2 separate regions of the Homo sapiens genome follow, and region 1 is linked to region 2. A link is a loop called in an ENCODE intact Hi-C map of the cell type or tissue named here. Cell type or tissue: heart right ventricle. All regions are shown on one strand.

Region 1 (4,000 bases), 65 kb before region 2:
CTACAGTTGGTGTTTCAGGTGTGCCATTGGCTAATTTTTTGCTATCTTGGACACTAAAATTTGAACATTTATTAAGCTTAGCCTTATTAGGATGAACATACTCTGGGTATCTACAATAATCTACATTTTCATTGTATCTATTAAATTGAGAAAGAAACATCTCTGCCCTTTTTTGCTGTAGTGGTGCTTCAAGACCTTTAGTACATATTCTGTCTCTTCCATAATGGTAGATATCAACTCCTGATTCTTTCATGATATCAGACAGACCAGTTTGGGGTGTAAAACAGTTTTTGATAAGTGGATATTCTTGGAATGTTGTCTTAGCTGTATCATTTGTCTGAATATTGTGACAGTTAGAATGATCACTTCGTGAGGGGTACATCCATTGTTCTTCAAGATCTAAACCAGTAAATCCATGATGAAGTTCATCTATTTTTTGTTGTGGTGTGAGATTACTGTTACGCAGGTATTGCTTTTCCATTGCTGACACAGATTCATCACTATAAAAAGCTTGCTGAGAGATGACTGTATCTATTGGCCTTTTGGTTTCTGTTAAGAGGTCATGGTGATCTGCAAATCTGCTTGTGTTCATTGGCCAAACTGACTTTAAATTGGAGGAGCAGGTCCTAGAACAAATAAATATATTTAATTACAACTTAGGTTTTAAAGACTTTATTTCTTCAGTGGAAAAGGGAGAAAAGGTCTTCAAAAACATTTATCTTGCCCCATGTCACCATTCTCTAATCCCTTTCAACTCTGCTTTATAAGCTACCATTAGCTCCAGATAATTATCTGTCACATGAAATGTGCTGTATGTTACATAAATATGCATTTTAATGTCTTCGCTGTACTTTCCCAAGAGACAATAACTAAGGCCTAATATGTGACTTCATGGTCTTAGATGAATTATTTATCTATAGTAAGCAGAAAATAAGTTTTTCCTTTGCTTAGGTTATTACATAAAAGCATTGTTGACCACAGTTTTTTTTAATGAAAAAAATGTGTTTTGCTTAAACTTTGTGAAATTAAAATATTTTAATTGGTTATATGTGTGCTACATACTTCCCTATTTATGAAATAGTATATTTGGGTAATATAGCTTCCACACTTCAATAAAACAATTGAAACATTACAAAATTTTCTAACACATGAATAAAATCCATATGTATTTCTGCATAGTAGTAATGAGTTTTATTCTTTGGGATCTATGTATAAAAGTTCCTTTGAATTTATATTATTTAAGCCAATCTTTAGTTCATGAACTCAAGGGAAATAGCTCTGAATTATGCAAGAATAATTTTTCAATGAAAGTCCTTATACAAAACCTTAGACTGAACTTCCAATTATATAGCAAATACTTCAGCAAAATCAAGTCTCCTTGAAACAATATTTGAATTAAGATACCTACTGTCAGATGATCCACTATTAAGTAAAAATAAAAGTTAATAAACAGGGTAAACTAGTGTATGTTAGTTTAAAAGCCTGTTATATACTATATAGATTATATACTAACCCTTCAGCAAAATATGGCTGTGACTTATCTTGTTCTTCCAAAATGTTAGACACAAGTCCATATAAGTCTGTTTCACTGCCATAGTCATTTCTTTCTGTTTGAATCCTAAAAATAAATGAATTCGTGCTGAAATACAATATATTGATTACTCTTTCCAGACTTATCCTACCTTACCATCTTTATCTATAAAATATGTGGACTGAATCTACACCATCATTTCAAATAAAGAAGAGACTAGAACTCAAGAATATTTTCTTTTCTACATAAATATTTTTATGTGGAAATGTCTTTTCCACATAAATATTTCTCCTTCATTTCAAATCCTATATCTAACTTACAGTGCATGCTTACCTCTTATTTCTCCACAACACATGGTTTTCATTTTAGGTGACCAAGATATAAATCTGTCATCTATGATGTCACAGACATGCTTGGTATCATAGCTGCTCCTGAAAGCAAGTCTTGTCTTATTATACATTATTCCATCAACACCTGCTCAGCTTCCTCATTTGCAATTTGAAAACCATATGAACCTGATGCTCTATTCTATTTTTGTGACTCTATATTAATATTGGATAAAAAAGTGAAATGCGATATGGTCATCCTAGACACCACAGCAATTTTGCAGTTGTCGCTTAAATGTAACAGATTTGGGAGCCATCCCTAATGCTTGCAAAGCATGACTGGATGGAGTTCCTTTTATCCCAGAAATCCACCTAGTGACTGATACTGACTAAATACAAAATGTAAAAACCACAAGCACGTGGAAGATTGGTACCTTTTACCTGTTACAGTTTTTGGGTAATTTCTTCCTTGAAGTAATACAGGTTGAGTATTCCTTATCCAAAATGCTTGGGATCAGAGGTGTTTTGGATTTCAGGTTTTTTTCTTGGATTCTGGAAATATACATTATACTCCAAATATATAATGTATACTTGTATATTTGGTTGAACGTCCCTAATCCAAAATCTGAAATGCTCCAATGAGCATTTGTTTTGAGCATCATGTCAGCACTCAAAAAGTTTTGGATTTTGGATCAGTCTGGATTTCGGATTTTCAGATTGGGATGCTCAACCTGTACATCTATTTGTTGGTTTGTTTGTTTATTTATTTATTTATTTATTTTTGAGATGGAGTCTCGCTCTGTTCCCCAGGCTGCAGTGCAATGGCGCGATCTCTGCTCACTGCAACCTTCGCCTCCCAGGTTCAAGCGGTTCTCCTGCCTCAGCCTCCCAAGTAGCTGGGACTACAGGCGCGTGCCACCACGCCTGGCTAATTTTTTTTTGTATTTTCAGCCTGACCATGTTGGTCAGGCTGGTCTCGAACTCCTGACCTTGTGATCTGCCCACCTCAGCTTCCCAAAGTGCTGGGATTACAGGCGTGAGCCACCAATCCCGGCCCTGTACATTGTTTTATAATAAATTGTAACTTCCGGTTTTTTCATATTTCAACATTTCATAGTGTTGGGATATTTTTGAAATAAAATACCTTATATTTGCATAACACTCATATTTAATTGATCTTCATAACATTGGAAAGGTAAGCATTAGTAATCATTCGTTATTATCTGTTGAATAAATGAATGATCATTTGAGATATTAAGAAACTTGTATTTTGCAAGGGTATATGACTTGCCAAACTACTACATACTTGCTAAATAGTCTCCCTGTAAGTCCAATACCTTTTCTACTACATGTGTTATCTCATAAAAGTTCAATATAAAAGCTTTTTTGTGTAATTATGTATTAGTATATATCTAAAAAAAATTCAATGTAATATATACCAAACTGCTAGCAGCTGTTATTGGGTGGCGGGGGGAGAAGGTTAAGACAGACTTTCACTTTTCTTGATATATATTTCTGAAAAGTTTGAATTTTTTCACTTGATCTTAGCCAAAAGCGAGAATAGGCTTGAATTTTTTCAATAGCATGTATCAACTTTAAAAATATTTTTGTTTTTTGTAGAATTATGTATTACGTAGACTTTCTAATAAAATTATTTTAGAGAATTTGCCAAGAATTTTAATTTTTTAACACTTTTCTAATAAATACAAATAACTATTTCCTGGTTAGACTAATGAGGCATCAGCCTCTATAAATAGCTCCCATATATAATTAAAGATAGATGTCACTCCCTTAGGGCTCCTCTTTGCAATAGGCTCCCATAATATCCTAGTTATCGTCATCATCATCATCATCATCATCATCATCATCATCATCAAGATTATAAAGGCAAGGATAATATTTGCCATGTTTAAATTCTGGTATCCCCCATAGAAAAGCATCTGATGTACAGGGGGCCCTTATTATTTGTGGAATTGAACAGAAAAATAATTTAAAATATCTTATGTTTGATAAAACCCTGTTTGTTGTAGAGTTGTGAAGGAAAAAAATGGAAAATTTAGAACTGGATGACAAAAACATCTAAAAGTTTTAACTCATTCATATAAGTCATCTTTAGAAAGAAGAACTTAAGATTTATGCACTA
Region 2 (4,000 bases):
GGCACATACACCCCACATGTACTCCCCACATGGGTGCCGGGTGCCTGCGCTTGCAGGCTCAATGCGAACTGGCTCATTCACACGTAACACGTTATTCCCAACATCCACGTGTTCCCGTTTCCCCTCTTCACTGTACCGCTGGCGGCGAGAGGAGTTAGAGTGATGTACACAGGTTGTGTGTGGGCCATGTAAGTGGCTGGTGTGGCCCAAGGCCAGCTGCGGCTTCTCCTTGAGTCAGAGGAGGAGCCCTGGGCCAGAGCCACCACCCACTGCGATGTCAGGGATCCTCCCCTGCTTGTGGGTGGGAGGTGGGATGTCTGTGTCCCCCGCGCCCCCTGACTTCAGGCTCTTGGAGTCAAGTATACCATCGCCTTTGTCGCTGTGCTTCCATTGAGGGCTCCTGGGACTGGCATTCTCCCCTGCAGGTGCTTCCTCTGCCCAACCCCGCTCTCCAGGGGCAAGCCTATGCCACAGGGCCCACGGCCCCTGCCTTCTGAGACAGACCTTGGCAGAGAGCGCCCAGAGACGGGGATGGGACTGTGGCAACAATTATAATCTCAGCACCTACCAAGGCTGGTTGCCAGGTATTTCATGAACAATGTCTTATTTATTTATTTTTGAGACAAAGTCTTGCTCTGTCACCCACGTTGGAGTGCAGTGGCGTGATCTCAGCTCGCTGCAACTGCTGCCTCCTGGGCTCAAGTGATTCTCCCACTTCGGCCTCCCAAGTAGCTGGGACTACAGGCGTGCACCACCATGCCCAGCTAACTTTTGTATTTTTGGTAGAGATGGGGTATTGCTATGTTGCCCAGGGTGGTCTCAAACTCCTGGCCTCAAGTGATCTGCCCGCCTTGGCCTCCCAAAGTGCTGGGATTATAGGTGTGAACCACCACGCCCGGCCAATATCATTTATTTTATTTTAGACAGGGTCTTGCTCTGTCACTCAGGCTGGAGTGCAGTGGTACGATCATGGCTCTTTGTAGCCTCGACCTCCCAGGCTCAAGTGATCCTCCCATCTCAGCCTCCCACATTGCTGGGACTATAGGCATGCACCACCATGCCCGGTTAATTTGTAAATGTTTTGTAGAGAGGAGGTCTCCCTGTGTTGCTCAGGCTGGTCTTGAACCCCTGGGTTCAAGTGATCCTCCCGTCTTGGCCTCCCAAAGTGCTGGGATTACAAGTGTGAGACACCACACCCATCTTATTTAATACTTCTAACAACTCTGTGGAGGGCTGTACATCCTTCCTTTAGGGATGGGGAAACTGAGGCTTGGGGGAGGAGAGGTAAAGAAACTTGCCCCATTCACAGAGCTGATGAGGCCAAGAGCTGGGATCTGGTCCCGGGTCTGTCTGCCATCCAAGTCCATGGTCTTGATCAGTGTGCCATACTCGCCTCGCTGTGTCTTCAGCTGTAAACTCTCACAAGCTTTCCAGGAAGGAGCTGAGATTATTTTTGTAAAATGGCCTAGCACAATGCCTAGCACATAGGGAGCATTTGACAATTTGGTTTTCTCTCTCCTCTGGGTTCCTATGTGGAGGAAAGCGGGGTGTGCAACACTCCCCCGGGCCAGTGGATGGGGCATCAGCAGCAAGGAGGGAGGTGGGCAGGGTGGGCAGAGAGGCAGTCATAGAAACCAAGCCCCTCCAGCCTCTGGGAAGCCAGAGAAGCCAGCGATCATCACCCTGCGCCCCCAACACTCACCACATTCACCCACCCGATCTTGGGCTTAAGAGGCCCAGGAACATCCCCAACCACCGCATGTCCCCCCTTCTCTGTGACACTCCCAGGTAAAGGAGCCATTCCCAGACTCCCAGACAGAAGGAGGAGAGGAAAGGGCTGGGGGAGGAAGGGGGAGGGGCTGTCACACACTGAAGGCTTTGTGGGATTCCCAAGCGTCTAGGTGGAAACACTTCATATATCAAGTGTGTTTGTCCCTCCCTGGGGAAAGTGGGGGCAGGAGAGGGGAGGAGAGGCTGGGCCATTGGCAAGTGCGAGGGCCTGAAATAGGGAACACCAGTGTGTAACCCGAGAGGATGGGGAGAGGGCTGCCGAGAACCTTCCTTGATGAACTGACCTGGTCTGGGCTTCTGGGAGCCTTTGATTCTCCAGGCCTCTGTTGACTGAGCAGAAACATGCCCCCCACACCCCTCACTCCTTCCAGAGCCCTGGGCTCTTCCTGCAGGGGTCTACCACTCCCTTCCCTGCTTCCACTCCTGCTCACTCCCAGGCCTGCCCCTTGGTCCTCCCTGAGCCAGCTCTGCCCTCCCCCTCCATCCCTCACCATAATCCTGCCTCTCCTCCCCCTCCCTCCTGCCTTCTAAACCCTGCTCTGTTGAGTCACTGAGACCCCTGACCTCCATATCACCCGTTCCAAGATCCTAGCCCAGTCTCCTCTAAGTCTTGGCAGGTTCCCTGTCTCCACTCTCGCCAGCCCCTACTCATGCCCTGACTCAGCCTCCAGCCAGCGTGCTGTGCTGAGAGCGGCTGTCCTAGTAACCCTTGTAATGAATATGACTGCAATGGTGATTTTGGAAAAGTCAGCATTATTCATTTACATATTCAAGAATTTCTCACTGAGGGCCTACTAAGTGCTAGAGACTCCACTAGATGCTGAAGCCCTCACGGAGCTCTCAGTTACTGTAATACCACACTGAGGCTCCAGGCAAGACAGGTCCCTGTTCTGCAGCCTGTTCTGGGAGCTTCTGGTTGCTCCCAGCCCCACAGAGCAAAGATTCCCTGGGATATGCATGCCCAGAGCCTGCAGAGCCCACTTCGCCCTCCCTTCTACACATGCTCTGGGTTCCTGGCCCAGAGCTGTGTAAGATCTTATTGGAACCTGAGGCAAAAATAAATAAATAAATAAATAAATAAATAAATAAATAAAATCAGTAATACTGATCCTGTCTTTAAAAATTTGATATTTTGTTTATTATGGATTTTTACATTAATTTTGATTTTTAAAATATTGCATTAAAGTATCATCTCTATCTGCTGGGTGCAGTGGCTCACCCCTATAATCCCAGCACTTTGGGAGGCTAAGGCGGGAAGATTGCTTGAGGCTAGGAGTTTGAGATTAGCTTGGGCAACATGGTGAAACCCCATCTCTACCCCAACAACCAGAGAAATTAGCCAGGTGTGGCAGCATATGTCTGTAGTCCCACCTATGTAGGGGGCTGAGGTGGGAGGATTGCTTGATCCTAGGAGATAGAGGCTGCAGTGAACTGAGATTGCGCCACTGCACTCCAGCCTGGGTGACAAAGTGAGACCCTGTCTCAAAAAAAAAAAAAAAAATCACCTATGTTTATTACTGAGTTTTGTTGTATGTGTGTACCTTCATTTTTGCACCTGGGTGAGGGCCTCAATGGACTCACTCCAGTCCTGGCCGTCTCCTGGTCCCCAGAATTCCCCATCCAAGTGACCTCAGCCTATTTCCAAGGCCTGAGGAAGCCTTTGCCCTGTCCATCCTCCTGAGGGCCGACCAAGCTGCAAGTGCGCATGCCCTTGGGCTGAGGGGTGGTCTAGGGATGGCTGTCGTACAGGGGTGGGAGGAGTTTGCCCACAGGGCTGACTGAAGTGTCCCCTCAGGGGCACAGCAGAGGAAAGTGGGGGTAGGCCAGAGGGTGGAGGCAGCACCGCCATGTTCCAGTGCACAACTCCAGTCATTATGAAAGGATATTTGTCAAGGTAAGAGGATAGGATACATTTTTATTTAAGTTTGTTTGCTTGATTTATATGTTTTAAATATTTAGAAATTTTGTTTGAGGCCTCTTATGTGTACTTTTGCCCCAAGTCCTCAAATGTGAAAGGTGGGCCCATTTACAGGGTTGGGGAGTCGGGGGACAGAAGTTGTCAGGATGGAGTGAGCCAATCTGATGGGCTCACTGCCGTGTGCACCGTGAACCTCTGCTCCTGCTCTTCCCACACTGCCAATCCAGCCCAGCCTTTATGTCCCCTTCTTCTGTGCAGTCATCAGTGGTCCCTGCTGGCCTTGGTGGCCTT

Evidence for each region. Peaks named below come from ENCODE experiments on the same cell type or tissue, not always from the same donor. Only the 100,000 strongest peaks of a DNase experiment are listed, where the experiment ranks them.
Region 1: a loop joins it to region 2, with 4 times the contacts of the local background. A loop is called at or near these places in 1 of 110 quality-filtered maps.

The regions. Positions count from the first base shown.
Region 1 is chr17:44,663,002-44,667,001 of GRCh38, reverse strand. It overlaps MEIOC (meiosis specific with coiled-coil domain), which reads right to left. Exons shown (of 8, transcript NM_001145080.3): 4 at 1,514-1,618; 5 at 1-626. Among named protein-coding and RNA genes, the nearest start is that of MEIOC, 8.5 kb to the right of the region's middle. In heart right ventricle, no CTCF peak of the experiment used is centred here; no DNase peak of the experiment used is centred here; H3K27me3 peaks cover 418 bases.
Region 2 is chr17:44,597,998-44,601,997 of GRCh38, reverse strand. No RefSeq gene overlaps it. Among named protein-coding and RNA genes, the nearest start is that of FZD2, 43 kb to the right of the region's middle. RefSeq lists an enhancer at 3,642-4,000. In heart right ventricle, no CTCF peak of the experiment used is centred here; a DNase peak (open chromatin) is centred at 2,413.